4 separate regions of the Homo sapiens genome follow, and regions 2, 3 and 4 are each linked to region 1. Evidence: chromatin loops called from intact Hi-C (ENCODE). Cell type or tissue: PC-9. All regions are shown on one strand. Region 1 has its middle 32 kb from the start of CYCS. Region 2 has its middle 150 kb from the start of STK31. Region 3 overlaps GSDME (gasdermin E). Region 4 has its middle 51 kb from the start of OSBPL3.

Evidence for each region. A loop is a pair of places that touch in the nucleus more often than their neighbours do. Peaks named below come from ENCODE experiments on the same cell type or tissue, not always from the same donor. Only the 100,000 strongest peaks of a DNase experiment are listed, where the experiment ranks them.
Region 2: it touches region 1 in a loop (20-fold over the local background); 8 of 110 quality-filtered maps call a loop at or near these places.
Region 3: it touches region 1 in a loop (6-fold over the local background); 9 of 110 quality-filtered maps call a loop at or near these places.
Region 4: it touches region 1 in a loop (5-fold over the local background); 2 of 110 quality-filtered maps call a loop at or near these places.

Annotation. Positions count from the first base shown.
Region 1 is chr7:25,091,250-25,096,249 of GRCh38, reverse strand. No RefSeq gene overlaps it. Among named protein-coding and RNA genes, the nearest start is that of CYCS, 32 kb to the left of the region's middle. RefSeq lists enhancers at 1,941-2,020, 2,041-2,090. In PC-9, CTCF peaks have their summits at 1,827, 2,530 and 2,730 (motif pointing right); DNase peaks (open chromatin) are centred at 1,879 and 2,869; H3K4me3 peaks cover 1,394 bases.
Region 2 is chr7:23,860,353-23,865,352 of GRCh38, reverse strand. No RefSeq gene overlaps it. Among named protein-coding and RNA genes, the nearest start is that of STK31, 150 kb to the right of the region's middle. In PC-9, a CTCF peak has its summit at 1,971 (motif pointing left); DNase peaks (open chromatin) are centred at 202 and 1,948; H3K27ac peaks cover 982 bases.
Region 3 is chr7:24,721,240-24,726,239 of GRCh38, reverse strand. All of the region lies in intron 3 of GSDME (gasdermin E), which reads left to right. Among named protein-coding and RNA genes, the nearest start is that of GSDME, 34 kb to the left of the region's middle. RefSeq lists enhancers at 1-488, 1,173-1,856. In PC-9, CTCF peaks have their summits at 3,088 (motif pointing right) and 4,456; a DNase peak (open chromatin) is centred at 4,299; H3K27ac peaks cover 1,351 bases.
Region 4 is chr7:25,029,137-25,034,136 of GRCh38, reverse strand. No RefSeq gene overlaps it. Among named protein-coding and RNA genes, the nearest start is that of OSBPL3, 51 kb to the right of the region's middle. RefSeq lists an enhancer at 4,818-5,000. In PC-9, CTCF peaks have their summits at 2,333 and 2,537; DNase peaks (open chromatin) are centred at 1,786, 2,506 and 2,936; H3K27ac peaks cover 3,407 bases.

The DNA of each region.
Region 1 (5,000 bases):
TCCATTTAAAAATCACCAATGACATTCGAGAGGACAAGTTTCAACAGATACGTTGGGTTAGAAGTTAAATATTAACCAGTTAACCCGTAGGTGGCCCTGGAACATCTTGTCATATCAGGAGCAAGAAAACCCTCATCTTGGAAGTCAACTTGAAAAGGATAACACTGGCCAAAGATGGGTTAATATGAGTGTCAATAAGGATAGTAATGGTATTAGTTCTCTATTGCTGCTGTAAAAAATTGCCACAATTTAGTGGCTTAAAACAACACAAAGTGGCACTTCTATAGGTTAGAAATCCAACCCATGTCTCACTGAGCTCACATCAAAATGTCAGCAGGGCTGTGTTCCTTCCTGCAATTCTAGGGAAAAATCTGTTTCCTTGCCATTTTCCAGCTCCTAGAGGTTGTTGCCTGCATTCCTTGGCTGGTGGCCACCTTCCTCCATCTTCAAAGCCAGCAATGGTAGAGTCTTCATATTACATCACTCTGCCCTCCTCTTTTGCCTGCCTTATCTATTTGTAAAGACCTTTGTGATTACGTTTGGCCCACTGGGATAATCCGGGCTAATCTCCCTATTTTAAGGTCAGCTGATAAGTAACCTTAATTCCATCTGGAATCTTAATTCCTCTTTGCCACATAACAGCATACAAGTTCCTGGGATTAGGACATAGATCTCTTTGGGGGAAGCATTATTCTGTCTACCACAGCACTACAACAGATTGACACACATCAAATATGTTTAAATGCATGAGTTCAAGATAATATTATATTAAGACAAACAAACAAAACTCACTGCCAGGAAACTGACACAGTGCTTTTGAAAACTGGTAAATAAAGAGAAACGATCAACTATTTGTCCTGCCTTTCCTGTAAGGACTCTTACCTTGGTAACCAAAAAGTTGATAAAGTTTTCTTTATAAAAGTTACTACCTGGAAAGCTAATACATGAGCAGCAGGTGCCACCATTTCCCAATGCTCAGTGAATTAATGAATCTGAGCAGTGATTATCAGTGATGGCTAACATCACAAAAACAAAACAGATATCAGGATATTCTGTCTTCTGACAGGAATACAGAATACCACCTGCAACTCCTTCTTGCCAACACAACTGATCCCAAAACTAGTGAAGCCTCCAGCTTCAACCAACAGTTTACAGGAAATACAGGGGATAAAGGAACACACGAAATGACCACATAGGTGCAGTGAACAAAACCCAGACTGTGGGAAAGTCCACGGGACAAATGACCTATTTCTTCAAGAAATCGTAAGAACAACAACAACAAAGATAGAGGGCAACTTATTGTTGGAAGACTTAAAAATGAAACATATCAACAATGACAATGCATGGATTTTATTTGGGTCCAAATTCAAGCCAACTAACTTAATAATTTATAAGGCAATTAGGAAAATGTAAATAATGACTGCATGAATAACTGATGATATTAAGAAAGTGTTTGATTTTCTCAGGTGTTCCAATGAAATATTTACAGATTAAATGACATAATGTCTGGGATTTGCATCAAAATAACCTAGAGGCAAGGCCAGGAGTAGGTTGGGGAACAGATGAAACAAGAGTGGACAAGATGGAGACGATTACCATAAACTGATAATTGTTGAAGCCAGGTAATGGGTTCAGGGAGTTTCATTATACTGCTTTCTTTCTCTTTTTAAAAATACTTGCAGTTGTCTACAGTTAAAGAAAAATATCATTTAAAAAGGTGGTTGAGCCCGGGCGCAGTGGCTCACGCTTGTATTCGTGTTTCCACTGAGTCAGCTGCAGGCTGAGGGGAGAAAGCTCTGCCTGATCTAAGTACTGCATTACATTTTGTGTCCACTGGGCGGCAATATCAACATTTGATCCTGCCTGCCACTAAATCCTCAGGAGGCAGCAGTGCCAGATTACATCTGTGTCTGTGAAGTTCCACCTTTCCCGCTTCTGATCATTTTCTTCCCCCATTCTCCACCCTGTCAAACGTGGAGCTGCCAGAGCCACGGTGACTGGGAAAGAGGAGCAGACGGTACAGGCTAGGAAACAGAGAGGAGGCTGATCTTCCCACCTTTCCTCAAGTTGGGGTAGAGGAAAGGCTTTCATCTTAAAGACTTGCATTTTTGTTTTGTTTTGTTTTGTTTGTTTTGTTTGTTTGTTTGTTTGTTTTTTGAGACGGAGTCTCGCTCTATTGCCCAGGCTGGAGTGCAGTGGCGCGATCTCGGCTCACTGCAAGCTCTGCCTCCCGGGTTTATGCCATTCTCCTGCCTCAGCCTCCTGAGTAGCTGGGACTACAGGCGCCCGCCACCATGCCCGGCCAATTTTTTGTATTTTTAGTAGAGACGGGGTTTCACCGTGTTAGCCAGGATGGTCTCGATCTCCTGACCTCGTGATCCGCCCGCCTCGGCCTGCCAAAGTGCTGGGATTACAGGCGTGAGCCACCGCGCCCGGCCTAAAGATTTGCATTTTGACTAATGCATGAGATAAAATTTTAACTAGTGGCTTGGCCCTAGACAAGACCAGAGGATTTTTTTTTATTACCTAAGAGTAGAGCTGATACTGAGCCAGTCCACACCATTATGGCCGGACCCATTGTCAAAATACTCAAATCTCCTGTACTAGTTGGTAAATAGCCCCAGCCTGCACCCCTGGTGTTCACTCACCCACCGCCCTGGCTGCCATGACCCTGATGCTGGAACCCTCCATGAGCCCTGCCATGCAGAAACTAAAGAGGTCACACTTGGCCCAGCAGGGGGCCCCCAAGAGCTGCTCCACTTTGGCCAGTGTGAGTTCCAATTGGGGTTGCAGCTGAAACAATTATTAAGATTGGCCAGAGAAATCACGGGACAGGGAAGGGCAGGAACCAGTCCCACTAAGCCTGTGGGGGAAAGGAATAAAGTTATTTTCACTGTACTTCCTTTTGGTTAAAGTACTGATTACACAATTATTGACATACTTAGGAAAATCAACAACCACAATGACAAAATGAAGGAAATGAAAAAGTCAGAGTTGCAGGGTATAAGATACACCTATGCAAATAAACTGCATTTCTACACCAAGTTAAATTTTAAATGATTAAAAATTCCATTCATAACAGCAAAAAGGCACTAGTAATTCAAGACAGGAGATTTTGTCAAGGAAGTAATTTCTTTTTTTTTTTTTTTTTGAGACGGAGTATCGCTTTGTCGCCCAGGCTGGAGTGCTGTGGCGCGATCTCGGCTGTTTGCAACCTCTGCCTCCCGAGTGAAAGCGATTCTCCTGCCTCAGCCTCCTGAGTAGCTGGGATTACAGGCGCACGCCACTGTGCCCGGCTAATTTTTGTATTTTTAGTAGAGACGGGGTTTCACATGTTGGTCAGGCTGGTCTCTAACACCTGACCTCGTGATCCGCCCGCCTCAGCCTCCCAAAGTGCTGGGATTATAGGCATAAACTACCGCGCCCGGCCGGAAGTAATTTCTAAATCCCGGGAGAAGATAGAAAAAAAAAAAAAGCAAGCCACATGAGCATGAATGGAAGAAGACTAAACATGGGAAGATGGTAATAGGATCTAGGTCACTGGTTTTCAAAGCACGTTCCTTGGATCAGCTTCTCTACTAAGAACTTGAATATGGTATCTCTCACCCTTCACAGCATCCCTATCGGCTGGACATCATCACCCACACTTACCAATGAGGAATGGAGGTTAGAGGGGGTAAAGTGCTCAGCGCCTGAGGTCCCTCCCAGAGTTTCTAAGTGGCAGCACCAGGGTTCAAATACAGCTCTGCTTGACTCCAAAGCTATATTTTTCCTACCAAACAAGGCTGCCTCCCAATTTTAATAGGATGTGGTAAAAATAATTTCGTAGATGGTAAAGAGCTACAGAATCGAATCCTGATTAAGTACAGCATGCTCTACTCCCCTGCTCCTGAATGCCAAGAAGCCCTAGGCACTTCCACACGTCTTATGTGTGTCACTTTCTTTGGGTTTCTATTAGCACAAGTTTAGATCACAACATTTTCAGAGCTGGTAAATCAACTGATTTGCTTGCATTTGAGCAGGAAACGTAGGCTGAGTACCTTATGGCCAATCGGTTCTCACTGCAAAAGGGCAAACCAAATTGCATCACTGGCTACACTGGAACCAGAGGAAGAAGACGACTTCAATGAAGAACTCAGACCATTGTCTGAGTGGGCTCACATGCTGGCTCCATTCAAACAAACCTGTTCTAGCACAGCTCAAATTGGCCCCTCTCTGTCCTTAGCAAAGCATAGGAGAGAGGATGTATTTCACCTTGGTAGCCACATCAGGTGACAGATTTTAATCCCCTGGGGAAAATACTCAAGATTAATGTGGCCAGTTGGGTGACAGTGCTGAATTACCTCACGCTCAGATTTCTTTCACAGATCAAGTGCTAATTAACATGATATAGACCAGTGACATATTGTAGCTATGGTAATTTCCAGGAAAAAGTCCATGCCTATGTATATACGTATATATATGTACGTTCCTACATATATATAAAAGTACATATATATAATTTTCTTTTTAAAAATTTACCCTTTTAACATTTGTTTTAAAAATTATCTTAAGCAGAATCATATGAGTTTACTAATATTATATTCTGTATTTCAGCTTTTAAAAATCCTGGGTCTTCCGTTTAACAAAATTTAACAAGATTTGCCAATCTTGCCTTTGTTCACGACCAATATTCCCCAAAGCCCCTGGTTTCACTAACACTAATTATAAATGGGCTTTTGATGGTTCAACTGTTCCCTATGGCAAGATGAAAAGGCTTCCAGAGAGAAGGCAAATCTCAGATTCTTTGTCCTTGTATCCTTTTTCTTCTCTCAGAAGTGCTTTTACCTGACATCTCAAGAGTTAGAAATTCACAATCTAGTAGAAAAAGTAACACCCACTACCAGATTAACAATTAATTCAGCACTGCCCACGGAGTGAATCACAGGATTTCCAGTAGTGCACAGAATACTCAATGGGACTTCACTGCTGGCTGTAGCTAATATAGCTGGGGAGAAGTC
Region 2 (5,000 bases), 1.2 Mb after region 1:
CCAAAAGAAATTATCTAGGTTTTGCTCTGAAACAAATTTTCATCACATATTTATCTGCTATGTCTGACGCTTATGTGGGGGGTTAAAAAGGATGTAGTGAAATAAAATTTTGTGAATCATAGATCGGATGGCAGAAGATGATGCAAGCCATGACTCAGGCAAGTACAATAATCATGATCAAAATTATACTTGCAATTTGTCATAGCAATTGTAATTTGCAAATACCAGTTGTTTGCCATAAATGGAGCTGATATCAGATAAAAATGAATCATGACGTTCAAGGAAAAGCAAATAAATGTCAAAACATTAATCTGCATAATATTTTTGGGGCAGTTATGAAAACATGATGGTAAGAGCTTGGTACCTTAACTTTCTCAAGAAATATTTCATGTTTCCAGAATATCAGCAATTTAAACTAACTTTTAACTAGTAATGGAAAAATGGGGGGCAAGGAGAAAAAAGAGGGGAAAGAGGAGGGAGGAAAGAAAGGAAGAAAGCGAAGGTACACAAAACAGGTATGCAATATAGACATTACTTACCTTTCAAGGAAATGAAGGGGAGAAAAGAGCATCAAAGTCCCAGCCCTTAAATATATAATGATTCTTCCTTATAAATAAGTATAATTTGAAAGATGACATGTAAAAGCAGAACACAATTATAAAAATAGTAAGTCAATAATTTAATTCTTGAGCTAGGTAAATTTGTGATCTTGTTTCTCTGGAATCTTCCCTTTCCTGTAAATAAATAGGAGTCCTTCTAAAAACAACAGCTCTAATATTGTTCATCTTCTCCTTTGATGAATCTTTCCACCATCCTATCAGATATTCAAAAGCATGACACTAAATTCTTTGAGAGAGACATCTCCTTTATTTACACTAAAATTCTCCCAGGACCTTTTACTCTAAATAGCGTCATTTTATTTAAAAACCTACTGTTTCAAATATAGCTTATTAAATATCTCCTTTAAAAAAATACTATAAATTGGAGAAAATTCTTTCATCTGGTTATTCCAGTCGTTTACTTGGCCATATTACTGGATTTTTGCCTCTATGATTTTATTTTCTGGTAGGTAGAAACAAATTGGCAGTTGATGACACCCTGCATAGAAAGAAACCCAGGATTCCTTAAAGGGGAAGAAAAAGAAAAGATCTTGTTGGTTAAAATTGATTATAAAAATCTATTTTAAGTAGTTTAAGGCTCTACTTTCCTTTAAAAATAGCTATTTTTCACAAATAAAACCAGAAAAATATTTTCATGTTGGAGCAATTTTAAAACTGTAAAGATTATTTAAAATTGATCCTGTTATTAAAAGAAAATTTAAAAATGGAACAAGCACATTCTTAAGGAGTAGACTTACCAATTGTTACAAAATAGCCTTCAGTCAATTTCAAATCATTCTTTCCATTTATTCATTCACAAATATTTACTGAATGCCTGGAATTGTTCTACATACATTTTCAAACCTTATGGAGTTTATGTTTAAAAAGATATAGACATCAATCAAACAATCACACTAAAGAAAAATTCGAGTTGTGATGAGGTTTTGTTATACAAAAGAAGTCTGAATATTTGAATGTCCATGACTAACTTAAATATTTCTAAAATTAACCTTTCAAACAGCTGCTGACATAAACATGTTTGCTGCATAAGCCAAAACTTATTACCTTGAGGCTGTGGAGTAAGAAAGTCACACTCCAGGTAAGAGAAAACGTGGTGGAAGCTTTTGAACAATAAAGAAAATATATAACCTAAATCAAATCCTTGAAATCCTTCAAGGAAGCAGGTTTTGATTCTATATCAAGGTTTATATAATTACTTTACATCTTAATGAAGGTTAAATTTATTGTACTCTCCCTCACCCAAATAAACAAATCAAGTTTGATTTCATTTAGAAGTTGCCTTTCCTAAAACCCTCCCTGCAGATGCTTATCACTGAATGCTGTGGTCCAGAGCTACACCTGGTGGCCATACACAAACTTACAAGAAACCATTCTGATCCTCAACAGAAGTTTAAAAATTACCCCTCTGTTAATCAAAAATCTCTCAAGACAGCAACAGGTTATTTCTTGATAGCTGGGGAAAGTTGAACTTTTAATGGAAAAAAATGGAAAAATGTTAAGGTAGATAGTTATAATAAAGTATAACACCATGTTAATGGTAGAATGTAAGTGATGGGTATATGGATATTCACCAAATTATTTTAACTTTCCAGTATGTTGGGAAATAGTCATTATAAAATATTGAAAAGTAAGGATTTAAATTAAGAATTTTGCACCCATTTTTTTAACCAGAAATACCTTTTAGATATTGTTTCCTTTATGTACTAGCATAATGTGTGTCTTCATAGTTCATGCTGTGTAATAGTCTATTATATTGCTGTACAATATTTTATGAAAAAATTCACTCATTCCACATTTATTCAATTTCCAATTGGACATTTACACATGTGTATTTTTGTTTCTATTAAGTCATGTTCCTAAAACAAACTTCTAAGAATTATGTCATTGGGATCAAAGGAGATCATCATTTTTATGGCTTTTGAGACATATGACCAAGCTACTTTCTACCAAGTTCACACTGTTATCACAAATGGAAACATACACCAATTTTAACCAATATTATAGGACCTAGACATTTTTAGATTTTACTGCTTTACTAAGCATGAAATACAATCCAAAGGTTAATTTGTACTTCTTGGAATTAAAAAAAAAATTACATATTTATTTTTGTACTTATCTACTGGAATCTCAATAATTTCCTTGTAAATTTGAATAATCACTTTATGTGCTTTAACTATTAACCTTTGTCTCCTAAACTCATGTAAGTTTTCCTGGTCAACTGCCATACTTTAGTTATTTTCACTATGGTGACTTTTATATACTCTAATCTGTCAATCTTAACCTTTGTGATACCATTCAAAGCTAGGAAATATACTATCACTCCATGAATGTGACAAACACTCTAAAAATTTTTTTGTTTTAATTAGTCAATGTCAGAGAGCAAAGCTCCCTTTAAGAAGATAATGGGGAAATAATAATATGGCTGGTAAAATTGAGAGCACATTGTCTCAGAGCACTGTATTTCTAAATGTGGTTCCCCCATATTAGCTCATTTATGCCTAGTGTTCCATTATTGGAACGCTAAGCTTGGAGTTATTTCATATCCTACTGAGAGGTGAAGCCAGCTGGACTTCCTGGGTCAAGTGGGGACTTGGAGAATTTTTCTGTCTAGCTAAAGGTTTGTAAACGCACCAATCAGCACTCTGTAAAAACGGACCAATCAACACTCTGTAAAACGGACCAATCAGTGCTCTGTAAAATGGACCAATCAGCACTCTGTAAAACAGACCAATCAGCAGGATGTGGACAGGGCCAAAAAAGGGAATAAAAGCTGGCCACCTGAGCCAGCAGTGGCAACCCGCTCAGGTCCCCTTCCACGCTGTGGAAGTTTGTTCTTTTGCTCTTCATAATAAATCTTGCTGCTGCTCACTCTTTGAGTCCACACTACCTTTAAGAGCTGTAACACTCACTGTGAAGGTCTGTGGCTTCACTCCTCAAGTCAAGCGAGACCACAAACCCACCAGAAGGAAGAAACTCCGGACACATCTGAACATCTGAAGGAACAAACTCCGGACACCCCATCTTTAAGAACTGTAACACTCACCATGAGGGTCCGCAGCTTCATTCTTGAAGTCAGCAAGACCAAGAACCCACTGGAAGGAACCCATTCCAGACACATTTTGGCAACCACGAAGGGACTACCACCAAGCAGTGAGTACCATCGGACCCCTTTTGCTTGCTATTCTGTCCTATTTTTCCTTAGAATTCGGAGGCTAAATACCGGGCACCTGTCAGTCAGTTAAAAGTGACTAGCACAGCCGCCAGACTAAAGACATGGGTGTCAGGCTTTCTGGTAAAGGACTCTATAACAACCCCCAACTATTTGGAGTTGGGAGCGTTGGTGTGCCTGGAACAAGCTTCTGCTTTTCCTGTACTTCTGGGCTGAGCTGAGGGTCAACAGAGAGGAAAGCCATTCAGCTCCCAGGTCCTAACAAGTTGGTTGACCCTGCGGCCAAGAGCAGAACTCTCAAAGTCATGTCGCCCAAGTGAGACTCGACCATCTAACCTATCTATGCTGACCCTTGCCTCCTGGGTCCTAATGCCTCTCAGACAAACTTCCTCTCACCTCTCTTCTCCAAGGCTAGTCCTGCTTCTAAAAACCACTCCCTGTCTCTTGTGCTTTTCTAGTTTCTCCTGTAAGAATGATTTCCAGTATAAACCTCAGGACTCTGTTCCCTTCTTTAGGCACCCAGGCTCACCAATCAGAAAGGCATAATTTTTGCCCAAAGCCCCATTATAGGGGGGACTATCTGGAATTTTAGGATCCCTCCTCAGACTAGCAGGCCTAACAAAAGCTATTCTTGAAGCTAGGATGTGGGGAGCTTCAGAAATGGTATCTTTCCTATTCACATAAGTGAGAACAAAAGGTATCACTCTTTCAACCCTGGAGATCCCTTCCCTCCCTCTGGGTATGACCCTCCACTTCATTTTTTGGAAATAACATCTTTATAGGTCAGTGGTAAGGTCCCAATACTAACAGGAAAATGCTTAGGACTCTAACAGGTTTTTGAGAATGTGTCAGTAAGGGCCACTAAATCCAACCTTCCTTGGGCCTCCTTGGGGTCTAGGAGGAAAAACTAGTGTTTCTGCTGCTGTGTCGGTGAGTGCAACTATTCTGATCAGCAGGGTCCAGGGACCATTGCAGGTTCTTAGGCAAGAGGTGTTTCTGCTGCTGCATCGGTGAGCACAACTATTCCAATCAGCAGGGTCCAGGGGCTGCACCATTGTGGGTTATTGGGCAAGAGGTGTTTCTGCTGCTTCATTGGTGAGTGCAACTATTCTGATCAGCAGGGTCCAGGGACCATTGCGGGTTCTTAGGCAGGGGGAGAAACAAACAAACCAAAACCGTGGGCAGTTTTGTCTTTCAGATGGGAAACACTC
Region 3 (5,000 bases), 370 kb after region 1:
TGCATTTTGGCTCTTGAAAGTCTTAGAAGCAGAGAAAATGGAAATTAAAGCTTCAGGCTGGGAGAGGAGGCGGCTTCATTAGGGCTGGGCCTGGGGAGCTGATGGATGCTGGAAGAGCTGGAGCCTCCCTTCCTGCTGGGCTGCTCTGGTCCCCAGCAACCACGCTGGGCTCTGAGCCACGCTTCCCTCCCTCCATCTCTGCCTGCCGCCTCCCAGCAGCTCCTGCCTGGTCTCCTTTTCCAGCCATCTCTCGTCCTGTATCATGTAGCTGCTGTCTTGAATGTATCCGCGTCTTGTATCCAACTCCTGTCCTGTGTCCATGGAGCCATGCTCTTAATTGCTTTGAGGGTCCACTTCCTTAAGGGAGGGGACCACCCCTCATATTGTCTTATGCCCAATTTCTGCCTCCAAAGAAAGAAAAAGTAAAAACTAAAAGGCAGAAATGAAATCCACAAGCAGACAGCCCGGCGTCACACCCTGGGCCTGGTCGTTAAAGATTGACCCCTGACCTAATCAGTTATGTTATCTATACATTACAGACACTGTATAGAAAAGCACTGTGAAAATCCCCATCCTATTTTGTTCCAATCTGATTAGCAGAGCATGCAGCCCCCAGTCACGTACCCACTGCTTGCTCAATCGATCACGACCCTCTCATGCGCACCCCCTTAGAGTTGTGAGCCCTTAAACGGGACAGGAATTGCTCACTCAAGAGCTTGGCTCTTGAGACAGGAGTCTTGCCGACGCTCCCGGCCGAATAAACCCCTTCCTTGTTTAACTTGGTATCTGAGGAGTTTTGTCTGCGGCTCGTCCTCCTACACCTGGCTGAGGGCTCCCTTATAAAGCATCCTGAAAATTCTGGCCATTTCTTTGACCACCCTGGAAAGGGGTCTTGACTTGCCTTCCCTGCCAATAGTGGAAGGAAAAAAACATTTACAGAGCCCCTGCCATCTGCTGGGTAGAGTGTGGGTCATTTAATGCAAGATCTCACTGAACGTAACCCTCATAGCAAATTCTCAGTTTACAGATGTGCAAACTAAGCTTCAGGACTGGAGCAGTAGCTCAGCTAGGAGGAGATTGAGTTAGTCTGTTTGCATTATTATAAGGAAATACCTGAGACTGGGTAATTTATACAGAAGAGAGGTTTAATTGGCTCATGGCTCTGCAGGCTGTACAGGAAGCATGGTGCCAGCATCTGCTCTTGGTGAGGCCTCCAGAAGCTTCCAGTCATGGAAAAAGGTGAAAGAGGAGCAAACATGTCACATGGCAAGAACAGGAGCAAGAAAGAGGAACAAGAGAGAGTGAGGGGGAAGGTACCACACTCTTAACCAGTGTGAACTCAGAGTGTAAACTCACTCATTACTGCAAGGCGGGCACCAAGCCTTTCATGAGGGATCCACCCCCGTGACCCAGACACCTCCCACCAGGGCCCACCTCTAGCACTGGGGATCACATTTCAACATGAAACTTAGAAGGGACAAACATTAAACCACATTGGAGCAGGGAACCGATTCCGGGATGACTCCAGGTCTTTGTGTTATATCGACCTGCCAGGTACGCGCAGAAGGGCAACCTCACAGTAGAACTGGGTGGGCGGAGTTGAGCCAAGCCCCTGAGTGAGGAGAGGGAGTTCTTCTCGACTGAGTATGCACCCCCTTCCCCTGCCTCCAGACTTGCTCCTTTGGGGCTGGCCCTTTCTGTTGAGGATATACGCCTCTGCCTCAGTGGCCTCCTGTTCTTGCTTTCACGTTGCCGCCCCCGCCAGGAAGAACAAGGAGCCTGCCCTTAGATGTGTGAAGCGGATGAAGAACCTCTGCTTGTTCATTTTCTCCTGGAAGAGCTTCTGCTCCATTTTCCCTGTCTTTGGGCATTGGCTCCTGGCTGGACTTGGGGAGAGGGTCTCATTCCAGTCCTGCCCGGGTTTATGTGATAAACCATTCATTTTATCCCCCAGCTGGGTGGATAGCACAGGGCTAGGCACCAATAAAAAGAGCAAGTACTTTGTCCTCCAGGAGCTTACAGTCTGTCCAGAAGGCCTTTTTTTAAAATACTTTTTTTTTTTTTTGGAACTGGGCAATCTATTCACATGGTTTAAATGTCAAAAGGTCAAAAGAGAAAAGGTGAAAAGCCCCTCCCCGCCATCTGGTTCCCCACCCAAGAGGCGACCACTACTAATAGTTTTCTGTGTCTCTAAAGCCATTCTGTCTGTGTTGCTCAGTGGCTCTCACAGGGCCCGAGAGGAAAGAAATCAGGACAAGTTGGGGAAGAACTGTCAAATGGCACAGGGCGGCAGCCACGAGGAGAGTGAGATGGGCTTGGGGAGAACAGGCAGGCATGGATATTCTGATAAGGATTCCCAGAGGACTTGGGTATAACTTGCTTTTCCAGCCTCCATCTACTGGTCTGGTTACATAGGCAAGATATTTACATATAGAAATGAACATAGCAATACAAGAGTTAATAGAGATGAAGATTCAATTCCTAGTACAGCCCAAGGGTGCCCTCACCCAGAAGAGGGAGACAGCAGCTATGGGTGCTATGGCCATGTGGGCCATTGTAAAAGACCTGGGCTTCACAGCTGTGTGACTTTGGTTACTACCATCAACCTCTCTAGGCTCTTTTTTTTTAAACTCTTCTGAAACCCTCAACTGAGAGTTTTAAATGTTTTGTTTCATGAACTCTATTAGCAGTTGAAGAAACCCATGGGCCTCTTTAAATGCTTATAATAAAATATATAAGGTTATACAGTAAACAAATTGCATTGAAATTTGGCTGGTTTCTGCACTAGGCGGGCACAGGGGAGCCCTGTTGCATGGTGATTTCTGTTCTGAGGAGGGCCAGAGCCAGGGTCTGGTGACCTTGAACTGTTCTGGGTCTGCACCTGAGAACACCGTCCCCAGGGGACACCAGCTCTCCCCCTGGGGCTGCTTGGGGCTTGGTGGAATTGACTGAGGGAGGAGATGGGGAAGAATTCCCTCCCGAGATTGCTTTTCAGAGAGTCAAACGAAAAATCCATTTTCCCTGATGTGTAGCTTCCCCGCTGTCCCTGTGGGGCCTCTCCTAACTGAAGATGATTAAATATTTCCAGCATTTGGTTTCCAAAAGGTGGCAGCACTGTCCTGGGAAACAGAATCCCAGTGACTTGGGTGGAAGTGTTTGCTGCTAGGTGGATGATGCCTGCAGTTTCCGGCAGCCCTGCCTTGGTTGCCCAGGGAAGGATTCCCAGTGGCCTGCATGAGCTGTGGCTGTGTGACACGTTTCTGGTCACCCGAATCCTAGCCTTGGAGACAGTCTCCGTCCCTGGGCGAGCTTCTGTTCCTGCGCTGTGGTGGGTCCGCCCCACAGAGACCTTTTGAAGGCAGCGACTCAGCAAGCGTCTCAGGACTGCCCTGTCATCGGATACAGCAGGCAGTTGCCTGCCCACCTGCGTAGATGGCTGCCCCTCTCTTTTGGTGTTTGAGGTGGGGGTTCTGGAGGGAGGTGGGCATTTTAAGCAGTGGAGTCTTGAGTAGTCTAGGCTGAGCTTTTTCTTTTCAAACAATTTCACACTGGCTAGGAGCAGTGTCCAGTGTTCAGTGGATTCTGTTTAGGGCGGGTAGGAGGGCTGTGATTTCCAATCCAGCAGAGTCACATCAGACTCCTAAAGGCGGCAGTTGTGGGGTCGTCACCAGGCGGTGATGTGTCTGACGTGCGTCTAGCTGGGAGGAGCCCATGCCTTAGTTGTGAGGGCACAGACAGACGTTCAAGAATCTGCTAGAATTTTGAGCAATAGAAGGAAGAGACCATTGGAAAGGGAACAGTTGAATGTATGTTCTGACCGGTGGTTACAATGGCTTTTATCTTTAAAGTCTTTGCCTATGGGACCAAGACATGCAATCCCTTAGGAAGATCGCATCTGCTATGCACCATTTTTTGATCCAAGCTGCAGATCCTCCATTTCCCCCATCTTCCGTGTCTTCTGTCTTTCACACGTGGATGCACAAATACATATGTACACATTCATTCAACCAATAGAGGAAAAAACCTCACAAGTTTTATTTACTCATTTATTCCAAAAATATTTCCTGAGCTCTTCCTACGTACTAGGCATTGATCCTGGCCCTGAGATATGCAGTCAACAGGAGAGCACACTCACCACCTCTGTGGGGTTTATATTCTTGATGGAGGAGGCAGGCCATGAGCAGATAAATGAATGAGCTAGAAAAATATCCTGTGGAAATGTGCTCTCCAGAGAAGTGATCTTAGGGTGTGATAGCATGATGGGGGTGCAGGGAATGCTTCCCCGAGGAGGTGACCAATGAGTCAGTGAAATGTGGCCATCAGGGAATGTGTGCCAACGCCTCGGGGTAGGCACACACCTGGCATTTTTAAGGAGTAGTAAGAAGGCTGGAAGATAAAGTCAACAGGGGGCAGGGCAGATCACATGGGGCCTCAGCCTGGGAACGCACTGGACATGGGATATAGCCATTGAAGGCTTTTAAGAAGGGAGTGATGTGGAAACGTACCTCTGATTCAATTCAGTGCCCCATAATTCCCATGCAGGGCACACACTGTGGCTTTGTTTTGTGAGCCTCATAGAGGGACACGGGAAGGTGGGCGGAGCCAGCTAGTGTTTGTGTGGCATTTAACTCTGTGCTCGGCACACCCTAATGGCTCACTGCATGCATGTCATCTAAACCCTGACGGAACCCCATGAGGAGGGGGCCCTGTTACCAACAGTTCATGCACGAGAAAACCTAGGTGCAGAGGTGGCCCTTCACTCGAGCTTGCCCAGTGGGAGGGCAGAGCTGAGATCCGAACCCCAGCCCTGCAGGCTCCAGGGTCCCTGTTTCCTGTTCCTTCCTGGAAATGGAGTCTCTCGGCAGCTTTGTGGTTGTCATCAATGTATTTTTATCACGTGTGAGACATTTTTATAATTTGAATTTCCTTAACCAGTACTAAGATTGAACCCGTTTTTCCTATGTCTTATCTATTTGTTATTGTGGTAAAATAGATGAGAC
Region 4 (5,000 bases), 62 kb after region 1:
TGTTACTAATTAATTAATGTTAGTAGGGAGAACTGAATGTGAGACATATAAGAATTCTCTGTACTATCTTCATAATTTTCTGTAAATTTAAAACATCCTAAAATTAAAAGCCTATTAAAAAAATCAATTAGATTGCCCCTTTATTAAGGGTATTCCAGTCCAATTAATCAAGAGTATGTATTTTTTAAACAAATAAGAATTTGTATTTAAAAACTCAAATTTCAAATTAATTTTATACATTGTGATCAAGAAGAGATTTAGAAATCTATCTACTCTGCAGCTTTTAGCTACTGACAGTGAATATTTCACGTAAAGGGCATAATTTAAGTGGAAAATATGGAACAGATGACTTTTATGCTGGGTCATGAAAGAGGACTCGATGCACTGACAGGGAGAAAGGACACTTCCAGGGAAAGGTAACAGCACATGCGAAGGCTTGTATGTGTGGAGGAGCTTGGTTGGCCCCGGAAGTGGGGAGCAGCTCTCTTGGCTGGAGCTTAGCATCTGTGGACTTTCAGCGGGAAGGATGGGTTTGGGCTGTTGGGTTCAGGGCCTTGGGGGGCCATGCAGAGGACCTGGATTCCATCCTAAATGCCTCTCTCATGTGTCATGCCTTTCCATCCTCTTCATCCCTGCTGCCATTGTCACAATCCAGCTCTTGCCTGTGGTACGACCACAGCTTGCTAATGGCTCTCTCCCATCTATTCTTGCTCTCCTCTGATCTGTTGTCCACACTGCAGCCTGACAGATCCTTCAGACCCCTTTCTTTAAATCTATAGCAAGCAACAGTTGAATCAGAACAAGGAACAGCAGTTACCAGGGGCCAGGGACTAACTGCAAAGAAGCAGGAGGGAATTTCTGAGTGATGTGCTGTATCTTGGCTGTGGTGGCTACTCAATGAGCCACACACTCAACAAAAGGGCATTTTACTGTTTTTAAATTATACCTCTGTGAAGTTGATTTTAAACCAACAACTTTGTTTGTCTTGGGATGAAGGCCAGTACCCTTGCTGTGACCCCATCAGGCCCTGCATGACCTGCCTCTTTCTCATGCCCCCTTCTGGAGCCCACCCCTGCGCCCTCCACACTCAGCACTCTGCCCTAGCCTTGCCAGGTTTCTTTCTGTTGTGGGACTCCACGTGCCCTGCTTCTCATCAGGAACTGTGCCTATGTGGCTCTTTCTGGCCAGGATGCTCATCCTCTCTCCGCTGTCCACTTCACCAGCTGAGTCCTGCTCATCCTGCGGGTTGCAGCTTAAATCTTAGATCCTGCAGGGGCCGTTCCTGGTTCCTCCGGCTCCTGTTGCCCCCCACTCACACTTCTGTGCAACACTGAGCACATCTGTGAGCAGCTATTCGGCATCTCTCATGCCCTCTACACAGTGTGCTTCATGAGGATTGTTTATTCACCAACTCTTCTTACTACCTAGCCCAGTGCGTGACATGGTAAGGGATTAACAAATATTTGTTGAATGCATAAACCTATTTGAGGGTTTTAAATAGATTTAAGGGAGTTGATTTGTGTGTGTGTGTGTGTGTGTGTGTGTGTGTGTGTGTGTGTGTGTGTTTAATAGAGATTCTCAGCTAAGCGGTCTGAAAATGTCTGGGGCATCTGTTTCTCACAATGACTGAGAGGTGCTATTGCCATCTAGAAGTCCAAGGCCGGGCATGCTAGATGTTCCTCAAGCCTCAAGGCAGCTTCCTTGGGAAATGCTGTTTTAGAAAAACCATGCTACCTGTGCTGGGGTACGTTTGTGCAGGATGGAGGAAGAGGAAGGGGAGGTTGAAATCAGAGTGACTGGCTAGAAAACTATGACAATCATCCAAAACCAGGAGTGGCTGGTGACAGGGGAGGAAGCCTATACTGGGTAAAATAGAAGCAGGATGAAAAGAGCCAAGGGGGCAAATTGAGGAGTATTTAGGAAATAGAACCAACAAACCTGGTGATCAATGGGATGAGAGAGTCACCCTTTGAGGAAAGAGAAGCGATGTAAACATGAAGGTGGGTGAACAGGTAGATATAAGATGTGTGGCCTTAAGCAGTTGACTTAGCCTCCATGTGTCTAGTTTCCTTCCTTGGAAAATGAGAGAATACCCACATCACAGGGCCGTTGTAAGGACTACATTAATTGAGTTCATCAACATAAAGCACTTGGAGCACTGCCTGACACATAGTAAGCACTAGATAAGTATTTGATGTTAATAGCTGTAGATATAGGAATACATAGGTACAGAGAATAGCAAGAGATATATGAAGGGAGGGAGGGATGGTGAAGAGATGGACAAATGCCTCCTAGATGTGGGAGATGAAGGTAGGAGCATGGTTCCCAGAATGTCTTTGCAAAAGCAGTCACACATTTGAGTAAATCTAGCCACACTCTCCCCCTTCTCCTCTGTCCAGTGTCCAGGATAACAGGTGCTCTTTGTTTTGTGGGACAGACCACAATGACTAATCAACACCAGACCACTGCCCCACATGAGGCAGACAGCAGGCAAAGGGCTGATGTGACAGAACTGTGCTATGGCACCCCCTGCAGATGGCCCTGTAAGGCCCATTGGGCAGAACAGTCAGAAAGGGCTCCAGCCACCTTGGTTCAGGGCACTCACAGGGACTGCCAAACAGCTTCATACTTCTCAACTCTCTCACCTTTCTTGTTCCGTAAACATTTTGTCATATGCCCACTTTCTCCATTCTGTTGTAACATTTATCCACACATGATAAATGTAGGAGTCCATGAATATTACCTAAATCAACACTGACCTGGGAATCAGACCTGTGCTCCAGTGTGGACTACGAAACTAATTGTTAAGCCTTGAGCTGGTTATTTCATCTCTCTGCCTTCAGTATTTGCATTTGTAACCACACAGGGCAATGCCTTTTTGCCTGCAGATTACGCCTGAAGCTCCGTGCAGCCCTCAAGTGCATGGGTCTTTGACTTAGCACCTGCAACCTGGGCAGTGTCTTCTCTCAAGTTTCAGTGTGAGTCATTCCTCGGCTTCCTTGAGTTTAGGCGCTCACTCCTCTATGCTCCCAGTGCACCGGCTATGTACCTGAAAGTGCATTACCCTCATAGATTTGTTCACATGTCTATCTCCCCAAAAGGCTGTAATACCTTTAATGCAGGAATTACATTTGGTAAGTTTCAGAGAACAGAATCCACTCTAACCGGTTTAAGCAGGAATGGATATTAAATGGCTTGTAGCGTCATTGGGAGGGGAAAAGAAAGACTCAAGATGAAGCTTTCAGGAACCACTCACGGAGCTACACTGCTGAACTGGGCCACTAAAGGAGAGCTGCTAAATCTTTTGGTATCAGGAAGTCTCCAGCTTGACAATTGCCCCACCATTAACACAATGAGGAATTAAATTCTTTCTACACATATCTCACAGTCAAATTCTCAAAAGGAGCTAGAGTCTGTTTAGCTCCCTCGTCTCTGTATGGATGGTATTTCTTGCACCAGGCCACTCCCTAAATTTCGGACCAATTTAGAGATTGTTTGCTCTTGGGTTAGATGCTAAGTGTGTCCAAAGAGCTTCAGCCAAAGAAAGTCAATTTCATCTGGTACAAACATGGTGAAGGGTCATTGGGGATGAGAGTGTGGCCAACACATTTCCTCCTTCCTACTGTTAAGGAGATTAATTTTCCCATTATCAATACAGTTCTTCAGTGGCGATTGGTGACAAGTCGATCATCTGGTTGGATATCAATTAAATTAAAATCTGCTCTTAACCCTAATAGTCTCTTCACCTAATGCCCGACACAGAACCACAACCGCTTTAACGAAACAGGCCAAGATCGTAGAATCTTAGGACTAGGAAGAAATTCAGGGGTCATAAAATCCAGTGCTTACCGAATACCACTTTGTAACACATAGAGAAAAATAGGACAATGTAATGAGTTTTATTTTATCTAAATGAATTCAACGTAAAGACCTGGCTTTATTCTGGGATTTTTTTTTTTGTTGTTGTTCTCCTATTTCTTCAGCGATATATAGCTTTTGTTTGTTTAGGCTTTTCTTGGCAAAATAAAAATTGGGTTTTCCTTTGGGAATCCTCTCTTCAAGTTTCCTGTTGCTTTTTGATCTTATTCTGTTCATGCCCTCAAAGGCCTATACCACAGCTTTACTGTGACCTCGTGTCACTGTTTCTTTGTCAATTTCATCCTTTATTCCCCATCACCTATCAGGACATGGACTCCAGCCTCTCAGCACACCGAATTTGTGCCTGAGTGTGTGGTAAGACCTCAAGATAAAGGTTTGTCTTCTGTGATTCTTTGTCACTGCTTCGTCCCATGTCACATCTCACAGGGAATTATTTTGACACTCTCCCCTTATAAATGAGGTCCAACTCATTTGTGAGAACTTGAGCTGTAATTTGCAGTTTGTCGTGGCATGTTTTATCTACTTTGACTCGGGTTGTTTCTCTCCGTCTTATCATTTAACAAGTACATAGTCTATTTTTACTTCTCCTAACTCTAGCTTTTATTCCACCTATCCTTCGCCTGATATATTTTCCAGGACTTCTTTTTCTGGAATGATTTCTCGTTATCTCACTTATCTTAAATCCAAACTTAGTCTTTAGGTACAAGAATCTGTGACTTTTTCTATCCATTCACAAACATTTACTTATTGATGATTTCTTTTTAGGTTGCTTCCTTGGGCCGGTGAGCTCTTGGATCCATTTCTTGCCCTCCCCCAGTTCTGCCTTATGTCACAGGGCTGTGTGACCCCATGCAGGCTGGGCTTTTCAGGGCCCTGAGTCCCTTGGTTTCCAGCTGGGTTTGTGCAATGGGAGACTGGCTAGGGGGGCGGGGAGAAGCTCAGGCTCCAGCAGCCATGTCTCTCCCCACTGGTCTCACCACTGCCAGGCAGGCCCATCAAGGTCCCAGCTCTGATGACACCACCTGTCACCCAGGTCCCCTCAGCCCAGCAGCTAGAGGGCTTCTTGGTGGTGCTCAGCTCTGGGGTGCACCCCTTACCCTAGCAACCACTTCCCTGCATTG